2 separate regions of the Mus musculus genome follow, and region 1 is linked to region 2. A link is a loop called in an ENCODE intact Hi-C map of the cell type or tissue named here. Cell type or tissue: left cerebral cortex. All regions are shown on one strand. Each heading gives the region's core, and the rest is flanking DNA. Links, peaks and the distances in the headings are about the cores only.

Evidence for each region. A loop is a pair of places that touch in the nucleus more often than their neighbours do. Peaks named below come from ENCODE experiments on the same cell type or tissue, not always from the same donor. Only the 100,000 strongest peaks of a DNase experiment are listed, where the experiment ranks them.
Region 1: a loop joins it to region 2, with 15 times the contacts of the local background. A loop is called at or near these places in 4 of 42 quality-filtered maps.

What each region holds. Positions count from the first base shown.
Region 1 is chr7:60,240,929-60,246,319 of GRCm38, forward strand. All of the region lies in intron 4 of Snhg14 (small nucleolar RNA host gene 14), which reads right to left. It also overlaps a transcript of Snrpn not described here. Among named protein-coding and RNA genes, the nearest start is that of Snhg14, 210 kb to the right of the region's middle. In left cerebral cortex, for the core only: no CTCF peak of the experiment used is centred there; DNase peaks (open chromatin) are centred at 3,015 and 3,509; H3K4me3 peaks cover 524 bases; H3K27ac peaks cover 377 bases.
Region 2 is chr7:60,000,890-60,006,280 of GRCm38, forward strand. Snrpn (small nuclear ribonucleoprotein N) reads right to left here and starts at 4,310. Exons shown (of 10, transcript NM_013670.4): 1 at 4,147-4,310. Snurf (SNRPN upstream reading frame) reads right to left here and starts at 4,310. Exons shown (of 10, transcript NM_033174.4): 1 at 4,147-4,310. The coding sequence starts at 4,160. All of the region lies in intron 6 of Snhg14 (small nucleolar RNA host gene 14), which reads right to left. In left cerebral cortex, for the core only: no CTCF peak of the experiment used is centred there; DNase peaks (open chromatin) are centred at 2,341, 2,833, 3,276 and 4,272; H3K4me3 peaks cover 3,376 bases; H3K27ac peaks cover 2,107 bases.

The sequences.
Region 1 (5,391 bases), core at 53-5,052, 240 kb after region 2:
GCTATGAAGAGGAAGCTGGAGAAGGTCCTAACACCCTTCTTATGAAGCCACACAGGTGCTCAGTGATTACAGCGGAAATAAAGTTGTTTTGTCATGAGACAATCATTTTATCCAGTGATTAGCATTGGATCAGTAGCCTGAAGTATATAGCCTTCATCTATTTTGCTTGTGTACTGCACTATGATGTGATGATCAATAAGAGAATTGATTAATAGTCTCATTAAATTATCTGATTTCAATATTAAGCCTTACTGGCCTGGCTTGTTTGTAGTATCTCTGCTCATTGTAAACATTTGGATCCCCATCTAGAAGTGTGATGTAGAGGTGTGATCTTTCCACAGCACAAGGAAAGGCACTAGCAGGTGGTCCAACCCCCTCCAGCAGTGATAACCCAGCTGACTAGAAGAAAGAGGAAAGAATGTAAAAAGAATTTGAGGAGTCTGATAATGACCTGGGATTTAGCCTTTTGATCTTATCCTTTTAAATATTAATATGTTCAATAAAAAGCTAAAGCTATTTGTTGTTATTGTTGTTGTTCTATTTTAGTTCTGAAATTTCAACCTCACCACCTTTCCAGGTGCACAGAAAGCTAAGATAGAAGATTCCATCCTTGATTTAGTTCTACTGTACAGAGAATGATCAGAATTTGTAGAATGATAAAAATTCTAAATCATTATTTTGTGGCAACATTTTTCCAAGTAGACTCAATTTCCCTTAATAATAGGCCAATTACAATGAAAGACATTATTTTTTTAGATATTTAAAACATTATTTATTTGTGTATTGGCATTACCCTTTATATGTGTCTGTGCGGCGTGTCTCCAGTGCCTATGGAGGCCAGAAAAGAGTGTCTCACATCTCCTGGGACTAAAGACAGATGCTTGTGAGTTGAAATTTAGGTGCAGAAAATTGAACCTGGCTCTTCTGGAAATGCAGTTAGATCTCTTAACAGCTGAGTCATTGCTATAGTGACAAGTCAATTTTTAAACACCCATTCTAGTTACTAATTTTAACATTCAGGCTCAGGAGAAAAGGATTGAATGCCCTAATACAAACATGTTGTTGGAGACTATAGAAGAATATCCATGTATGAAAAGAATACAAAAGACTAGAGAAATGTAATATTTTGACTTAGATATGTTAAGAAAATTTATTACCATATGACAGTGACACAAAACCATGGAAACCTGTCATATGAACCATATCATAAAAGTCTTGGCTCTAGGACTCTATTTTTTTTTTTTTTTTGGTTTATTTCAAGACAAGGTTTCTCTGTATAGCCCTGGCTGTCCTGGAACTCACTTTGTAGAACAGACTGGCCTTGAACCCAGAAATCCAACTGCTTCTGCCTCCCAAGTGCTGGGATTAAAGGCGTGCACCACCATAGCCCGCCTTAGGACTCTATTCTTGATAGTGTAATGAAATAACACACAAGACAGACAGCAATATAAAAATCAACTTACTGAAAGACTTTCACACACACATGGTAGGAAATTCTAAATCTTGTTCAGAAGCAGTGTTATAATTCATACAAAATATGAAGATAAGTTATGGCATACAAAAAGGGTGACATTGCTGTCAGCCTATGTTAAGTGGCTTAACATAGTTAACATGAGGACATAAGTTATGAGGACTGGGACATAGCTGTTTTCCCTGGTCCCCAGTACCATTGATTCTCAAATCTAGCCACTTATTTAAGCTCAGTGTGATACTTTCCTTTTCTGAACACCCTCATTACCCTCCAACTAAGCCAAACACATTTTGCAGTTTCTAGGAAAGACTCTCCAAAGAATTTTGACCTCTAAGTTCCATTTTGCTATGGAGACATTGTTTCCAAAACTTGTCACGTTTTGTTATTATCTCTGAGAAGCCTTTCCTTTTCTAACAAGAGACTGAAAGGGGGTGTATGCAGAGGGAGGAGAGATGGGGAGAAACTGTGAGGGGTGAGGGAGGGGAAACTGTAATTAGAATATATTGAATGATTAATCAATTTTCAATAAAAACAAAACTTCATCATCTGAGAATTGTCTTTCTTTAATACAATTTCATTTATGATCTAGAACCTTATTTCTGAATATTTGTACTCTTTTACATAAAAGTGTATTTAAACTATAATCATTTTTAAGGGAGTGAGAAATCACGACCATGCACAACTGAGTGTCTTTCTTCTGTACCATTTTCCAGATGAAGTCTTATTACTTAGATCCTACTTCAGCCAGAGTCTCTCTTAGTGCTTAACTATTTTCTATCCAATGGTCCTTCTTATACTCCTTAGCTATAAATAAATCAAGAATATCTGATGTAATTTGATATAACCTTAATATCCCAACCATAAGACTATGTTAAAGTTCCTTTTCCTGTCATAATCACAGCTTCACTGTGGCCAGTTTTAAAAAGAGTACTGAATAATTAACACACACACACACACACACACACACACACCCTTTTGTGGCATAAACACTTGAAGATGCATTATGTGGCAGGATACTTGAAAATGTATTGTGTGACTGAAGTAAATATCATATATAAGCATACACACACACACACACATATACACATACTTATATACATATATGGATGTATGTATCATTCCTGTTTAGAGATTATATTGGTAGAAAATTACTGGATGTTAGAACGAAAAGCAAAACGTCTGTAAGACATACACAGTGTATTTAAGAATATCACGCTGAACGTTTTATTTTTAAGCCTTCAAACCTCCTGAAAATTCAATGTAAATATTTTAACTTTAAAAATAAACAGCAGATTTGGCTATCTCCCGTCCCTGCCGACCTGATTTAACGCTAACGCTGGAGTATTTTCCTTTCCTTTATAAAAGCAAATACTTAGGGCTCATTTATAAAGCTACAGCTACAGAAAAGAAGCTCAGTAGAAAAAGCCGAGACTCCTAAAACCCGTACGATTGCGAATTCATTAGCTAATCGATTTCGGATTTTATCAAAACTTGAAAACTGAAGATGAATCCGGAACCACACGGTGCTCCTGCGACAACAGGAAGTTAACTCAGCCTGACCGTGCATCTCTATTTGTGGCTCGGAGAAATCCTCAAAGAAGGGAATTTTTGGTCCCAAGGGCTTCTTTTCTTCTTTCTTTCTTTCTTTCTTTCTTTCTTTCTTTCTTTCTTTCTTTCTTTCTTTCTTTCTTTCTTTCTTTCTTTCTTTCTTTCTTTCTTTCTTTCTTTCTCTTTTCTTTTCTTTCTCTCTCTCTCTCTCTCTCTCTCTCTCTTTCTTTTTTAAGTTTTTATTGGTTTATTTACATTTCAAATGTTATCCCCCTTCCAGGTTTCCTCTCTCCGCAAACCTCCCTTTCCCCCTGCATCTCAGTCCCCTCCGTATCTATGAAGTTGCTCTCCCATCGCCTCACCGACTCTCCTGCTTCATCCCGAGCCTTTCCCTATGCTGAGTTATCAAGCCTGTCTTTCCTCCGCAGGCTCCTCACAGCCACTGCGCAGGTTTGTGACGCATTTCCTGCTGTGGCAGGTCTTGCGGAGGGGAGAGTAAAGCAGAGACCGCGACCGCGGCGCAGGAGGCGGGAGCGGGGTGGGGGTGGGGGTGGGAATGAAACAGTTTGAAAGTGGGTTTTCAACAGTCGGTATTCTCTAGAAAGCATATAATTTAAAAGATGTGTAAAAACGAAGGGAACATCGCCATAAGGAATGTCTCCATCAGACAGCGAGAAGCTGCAGAGGAAAAAATGGCAAAACTACAGGGACTGAAGTTTCCTTTGTGATTACCCCAAGTATCACCCCATTGTGAAGTAATTTATGCAGAAGCAATGAAATCATCGATGGTAAAAATTATTATGTACAAAGTTTAATACTATATTTTCTAATAAAACTTACTTTGGTATTTTAATGTCTATTTAGGACTTTAAATTTTCTTAAAATATACAACGAAGTTAACACACACCTCACCTTTTAACAAATATTGTTTCGCGGTTAGATCCTATAACAGTTGTACATTTTGCATAATAATATAGAATACAAATTGAAGCATATAAAGAAAAACATGAACGCAGTCTGTGAGAGATAGAAAGATGGCTTTTTCTTTTTTTAAAGACAAGCAAATGGTCTACTTCTGAACTATATTTTCACACACGTGTAGATTTTTGAGTTTCGATTTGGATGCCCAGACCGAATTTTCTATTTTGCTAATTAATAAGTAAAAGAATTGGGAAGCACTGGATAGTTTTGTTACAAATTTGTTTATTATTTTTAATGTAAAGCTAGCCTATGTATTCCATGTCTGTCATTAAATAAACACATTGCATTTACCTGTTTGTGAATGAATGTGTGTAAAACAAAAATTATTAGAACATTGATAACATTTGTAGAAGTTTTTAATTTTTAGTTCTTGCTTCCAGGTATTTAACTATGACATCATATACACTTTGCAAGTTTGTTTATCTCTTGGCTACAGGCCTTAGTAAGAGAAGGGGTTCTATGATTTTTTCCTGTTATTCCTTAACTTTAAAGTTTCTTAAAATCCCACCATTCATTATTCCATGATGATTTAATACAATTTTGAAAGCTAGAATATCAGTGTCCCTGATAATGCAGGAGGACTATAATCACAGGTACTTGGGAAGATGAGGACATAAATAACAGATTTGTGTGCACCTCAAAACACCTAAAAGATTGTTCCCTTAAAGTTATTGAAATTATGTCACAGAAGAACATGATTCAGAGGTAAAGCTGATATTATTTTTTCAGATATATGTGTTGTATTTGGAATAACTATATAGATTAGGAAACTAGTAAAGGTGTATGGGAATGCATTTAAAGAAAGAGAATGCTTTATAAACCAGTGAGTGGTATAAAGGGCTAAAGCAAAATTATGATACATTGAGGATTAAACAGTGAGGGCAATAGAAGAGCAGGATAAAGGAGGGAACATAGAGAAAGATAAATAATACTGGAGGCATTTTGAATAAGTCATATGGAAAGTGACTACTCTAAAACTGACCTTAATATGTAAATACACATACCAATATTTAAACAATAGGGTTAACTGATAACAGAATAACCATTTCTTTACTGGACACTACAGGCTAACAAATATAAAATCTAATAGCAGAAATGTGTTACCTCTTTGTATTGGCTTGTTTTCCAGGGAGATCCTATTCATTACAGCGCTATTGCTAACATTCTTGATTACACTGCGGAATATGGAAGTACAGCCCTTTAGCTGAACACACTACATTCTTAAGGTATAGAACAGTGGGAAATCAATATAGGATTGATCTGTAAGCTTGATCCCTAATGGATATCTTTCATGGCACTGGAAGCAGTTCTATGCCACCAGAGGAAGAAAGAAATCAATCACACTAGGCTTTGAATCCCAGTGATTAAAGTGACTGTCCTGCTAAAAAATG
Region 2 (5,391 bases), core at 208-5,207:
TCTGTCAAATTGAAAATAAGTAGAAGCCTCAGGGTGGCCATGTTAGGAACTGCAGAAACCATTCATAATACTGAAATTAGAAAAACACATGAAAAAAAGACAAATGTAAGGTCTTTGACAAGTCATGAAAGAATGTCGAAAGCAGAATCCAAATGCCAATTCACTAAATTCTACCTATCTATAAAACTAGATTGATTAAGCACCTGACCAGTTAACAGTTGTTTTGTTTATAGAATCTTAACCTGTTCTTAAAAAATAACCTAACTGTCCTTATGTGGTGTGTGTGTGTGTGTGTGTGTGTGTGTGTGCACGTACACACTTATAAATGTCTTTCAGCAAATCTGCCCTGTAAAATCATAGGACTTGGTAAACTGAAATGGGATGATTTATTTCAAGACTAGCTTGGGCTCCACAGCTATATTATCAAAATATTGCCTTAAAACAAAAAATTACTTATAAATTCTCTTACCATTATTTAGACAAGTAACATAAGTATAGTAATAAATATAGCAAATTAACTTCAAAAGCTACATTTTAAGTGTGAGTTTTTAAAGTGAAGATACATTCATGAAAAGAGGGAGGAATAAATAAAATAGATCTAGATGGAAATACTTAGTAGAATGAAAAAAGTGACTAAATTCAGTCATTTTAACATAAAGTTCTGTGAACAAAACAAGTAAAATAACACTTTTAATAACAATAAAGTTCCCTTAATTAAGATTTGTTCATCTAAATTGAAGAAAAGACACCCAGAATTTTCCAACTCAGTATCTGGTGCAGCAATAATCACAATAGTCAACTGTCTCTTGAGACTGCATTTTGAGTTACAGTTAGACCCTTCCTTAAAAGGGTAACAAAAGTAATCACAACACCAAATCATTACTTAAGGCAAAGATATAGAAAGTTCAGAGGCCTTTAAAAGGAGAAAGCCTCATCAAAGAGATCTGATTCAACTAAGAAAATATAGTGGGCCATAATAAGCAGTTTTATAATAGTCATTAACAGTAGCTGAGCCAAAAGATTAGTTGAAACCCCATGTTACTAGAGTCTAAAGGCTAAATTATATTATATACAATATTTTAAAGATATGTTTTTGAAGTCTGGCAATTGCAGTGTGAAGATTACAAGTTTAAGGTTAACCTTGGCTACAAGATCATACTGTCATGTCAGAAAGACAAACTTCTAAAACAAAGTCTATGTTCTAAAATTTAGCATTGTTTAAGATTACCACATATGACAACCATAAATACTACCTACCCATAAATGTGAAGAAAACAAGATTTTTTTAAAAAAAGCAAGCACATAAAAAAATCATGAAAAAATATTGAAAGTATGAAACACAGGAGTCACACCTGTGGTTTCAAGCACTGAAGGGAGAAGGTGGGGTGGATCACCAGCTCCATTGACAGTGGGATACATATCATGTCTGACACTAAGTTGATTTATGTCAGAAACCTGTTTTAAATTTAAGTGTATTTGATAAAGAAATGTAAATGCAGTTATTTTGCTTATTTTTCTTTCAAATTTAGAGTAGTTTCTATTTCAAAAATTGAAAAAAAAGAGTCATTTATCAATAAATCTATCCAGTCTTAAATCATGTACAATCGTGGTTTTTAAATTTCTGTCTTCTCTTTAAGTACAGCTTATATTTTTAGCTGCTACAGAGTGTTTAATTTTTTTTAAGTCGGCATTAAAATATAAATATAAATTTCCTACCTGGTAGGTAATGCTATCTTCACCATCACCAATAATAGGTCCTGACCTGACCTGGCTAAATTATTCTAAATTCTCACACCTATTATACTACTAAAAAACTAAGAATACAGGGACAGGCCATACACACCGATAACCTCTAGATTCCTTCTCCCCCTACCCCATCTTCCAAATACCAGAATTCATGGAAAAATTCAACTCCCCGCTTCCCCCCACCTTCCATTATCAAAGGTCTTGGAAGATAAGAGGAAGAAACCTGCACAAACAAGTCTCCTTTTTCTCCCCGTTCCCTACTGTGACACTGCAGGAAAGGAGGGGTAAAGATACTCAGCTATCGTAGCACCAGGTTAAGGAAATGGTAGTCATCCCCTTGATGCCAATACTGCACAATTCCTCTGCAGAAGTCCCTTCTTTTGTCAATGCAGGGAGAGGTGGGTGTCACCTCTACTGCATCAGGTGCCTGTAGGGAGAGAACCAGTGATCAATAGGCTCAGTTCTCCAGGGCCTTAAGAAAGGGTGTGGCTGAAATTCCAACACCGCAGAAATGACAAGTGCTGTTATCTCCTTAGGTTTGTAGCATAATGGGGAGGGGTCTACTGCCCTGTATACGCCATGCTGCGCCTGCGCACTTCAGCACCTCTGCAGCAGCGGCCATCTTTACAGATCCTCACAATGGCGTTTGACATGCGACACGACCCCTTGATAATACCAAGATGACTTTGATAAAATTCAGGATGCCATGAAAAAATAAAAGACATTGTCTTATTACCTCTACTCAATGAGTGGGTAAAAGCAAGTATTGCATAGACTTCATACACTAACCCCCACTGTGAGGGGTGGTTGACAGTGACACAACAAGAAAATGGAACACTGAGACTTGCATCCCTATCTTGTAAATGGGAAACAATTCTACAAAAGGAAACAACAAGAACAAAATACACAACCCAGTTAGAAGGGACGACTGCAAGAAAAATCCTTAAGGTGAGGTCTGGCCATTCTACACAGGTTCTCTTCTCAACAACTCCCCCCTCCACCAATATTGGTACATTCCGTTTATCTACCTCAGTAGACCCCACCCTGGAAGCACCCAGAAGCAGACTGCCACTGGACTGCAGGGCTAAAAATGACACCCTACGGCCTCAGTACCAGACTTTGTACGGTAATTACCTCCATCCATGGGTCAGAGTTCCAAGGCCCCAAACCAGAAGCACTCTGGCCACCTGCAACCAACCTGGACACACAATCACTTCTCTGACTTGCAAGTATCTTTTTGCCACACAACCACATGATCTTGAGAAGTAGTTATAGAGATCTCAGAGAAAATCACCCACTAGCGCTCACCTTCCACCCTACCATACCACCACTACACAGCTCTGACATCCTTGAAGCCACATGAAGCAGCAACAGAGCTCCCAGAATGCCCCCATCCCCCACACCCTGCGCGCACCCTCAGCCTAAAGGCCACAACAGCAGAGCTCCCCCAAACATGAACTAAGAGGCGACAGAGCTACCGCTCCCTCTACCCTAGGCTCACAGGCTGTGGCAATGGAGCTACCACCCCCATAGCCCGCAGGCCGCGGCAACAGCACTCCAGTAGCCCCCACCCTGAACACACAAGCCATGGCAACCAAGCTCCCAGCCCTCAGGCCACCGCCACACAGCTCCAGTTCCCCAGACCCCTGAAGGTGCTCCCATCCCCCAGACCACACAAGCTGCGACCGCCCATTTCTCATGCCCTGTAGCACATAGGCTGCTGCGGCAACAGAGCTCCCTCCCCACCCCCACCCCCACACCGCGGAGAAAACAGACTGCGACACTGCGGCAGCAGAGTTCCCACGCCCTGTAGCCCACTGGCTGCATCAACAGAGCCACAGCCTTGGACAAGAGTGTCCACCCAGCCCCGTAGCCCACAGGCTGCGGCAACAGAGCTCCTGCATCCTGGAGCCCACAGGCCGCACAGTAACAGTTACAAAATCCCGGACTCTACAGGTTCCTGCAGCGGCAACAGAACTTCTATCCACACCCACCCCCAGAACCAACAGAGCTCCGGCATTCTGGAGGCCACAGGCCACACAGTTAATAGTTCCAAAATCTCTGGACCTACAAGTCGCGGCAACACAGCTCTGACTTCCAGGAGTCCAGAGGCCGCGACAAAAGAGGTCCCGCATCCTGGAGCCCCCACGCTGCGGCAACACAGCTCCTGCATCCAGGATCCCAGTCACAACCTCAGACCACCATAATAAAGGCAACGCGTTACACGCAGGTGCCGCACTAACACACCCAAGGAGTCCGTCTGCCGGCTCCAAAGGATTGCTCACCAATTCTCAAAAATAAAGGTATCTGGGTTGTCAAAAATCTTAATAAGCCCAAATCTAGAATGTTTTGGTCAAATAGGATGCACTTTCACTACTAGAATCCACAAGCCCAGCTGACCTTCCTCGCTCCATTGCGTTGCAAATCACTCCTCAGAACCAAGCGTCTGGCATCTCCGGCTCCCTCTCCTCTCTGCGCTAGTCTTGCCGCAATGGCTCAGGTTTGTCGCGCGGCTCCCTACGCATGCGTCCCAGGCAATGGCTGCACATGCGCACATTTTTGCCGCAATGCAGGGGTCTCTGTCCCTCTGACCGGAATGTCCTGCCAAAAGGCAGCTACCAAAAGGAATGCTTGAGCATTCCTACTGCGGAAATTTGAGCGTGTATTAAAAAAAAAAAAATCACTGTCAATCTGGAATAATGGATATAATTGCCTATTACTAAATACATTTAATTTTTTAAAAAAATTGCTCCCAAGTGATTGCAAGCATCACACAGATTTTTATTATGTGGGAGAGGAAAAAAGGTTTGATCTCCAATATGAGGAAGACTGGTTTCTAGGCTATATCATGTTACATAGTGTATCACACACACACACACACACACACACACACACACAATCAAACATGAAGCCCAGCCAAATTGTCAGATACTTAAAATTCTGTACAGAAAAAAAAGTTATCCTGATTCCTAATTCTACATTCTACATTAATGTAGTATTACTTGTATTTTCTTTCTCTGTGTTAGAACATATGACTGGGAGAAAACTATTTCCTCCAGATCATGGTGTGATTAAATTTTAATAGGAAGAACATTCAGTTATGAAACTTATGTATCTGCTTCTTTTGTTGTTGTTGGTTTTAGAGACAGGGCTTCCTAAATGTTGTTATGCCTGGGGGGTGAAAAGTAGACACTATTTACTAACAAATATATGACCTCATAGAAATGCCATCCAGTAATTCCAGCTCTTAGGAAACTTATTCTAAGAAAGCAGTATTTTTGCATACTCAAGGCCAGGTTCAATTTGTAACAATATCTAAAAACAAAAACAAAAACATTTTGTAGATTGTGGATACATATATAAGAATTTATTTCAGTTACTTTTGACCTATTAATTTCCTGTCTGCCTAGTAAAAGTATTATTGTGGTAGTAACTTCAATATGCAATTATTTGAAGATTAGGAAAACAAAATGGCAAGGAGAAAACTAAGGAAGCTAAATTTACATGGGTTTAGCATAGCTTAATGAGGGCCTGCAAGAACTGTTAATGAGGTATTCTAACAAAGTTGGAAGTTCTCTACTTCCCTTCCCCCCGCACTGAGCTAGCATCCAGTTCGCAAACATCCTAAATTCAACTTCAATGAAG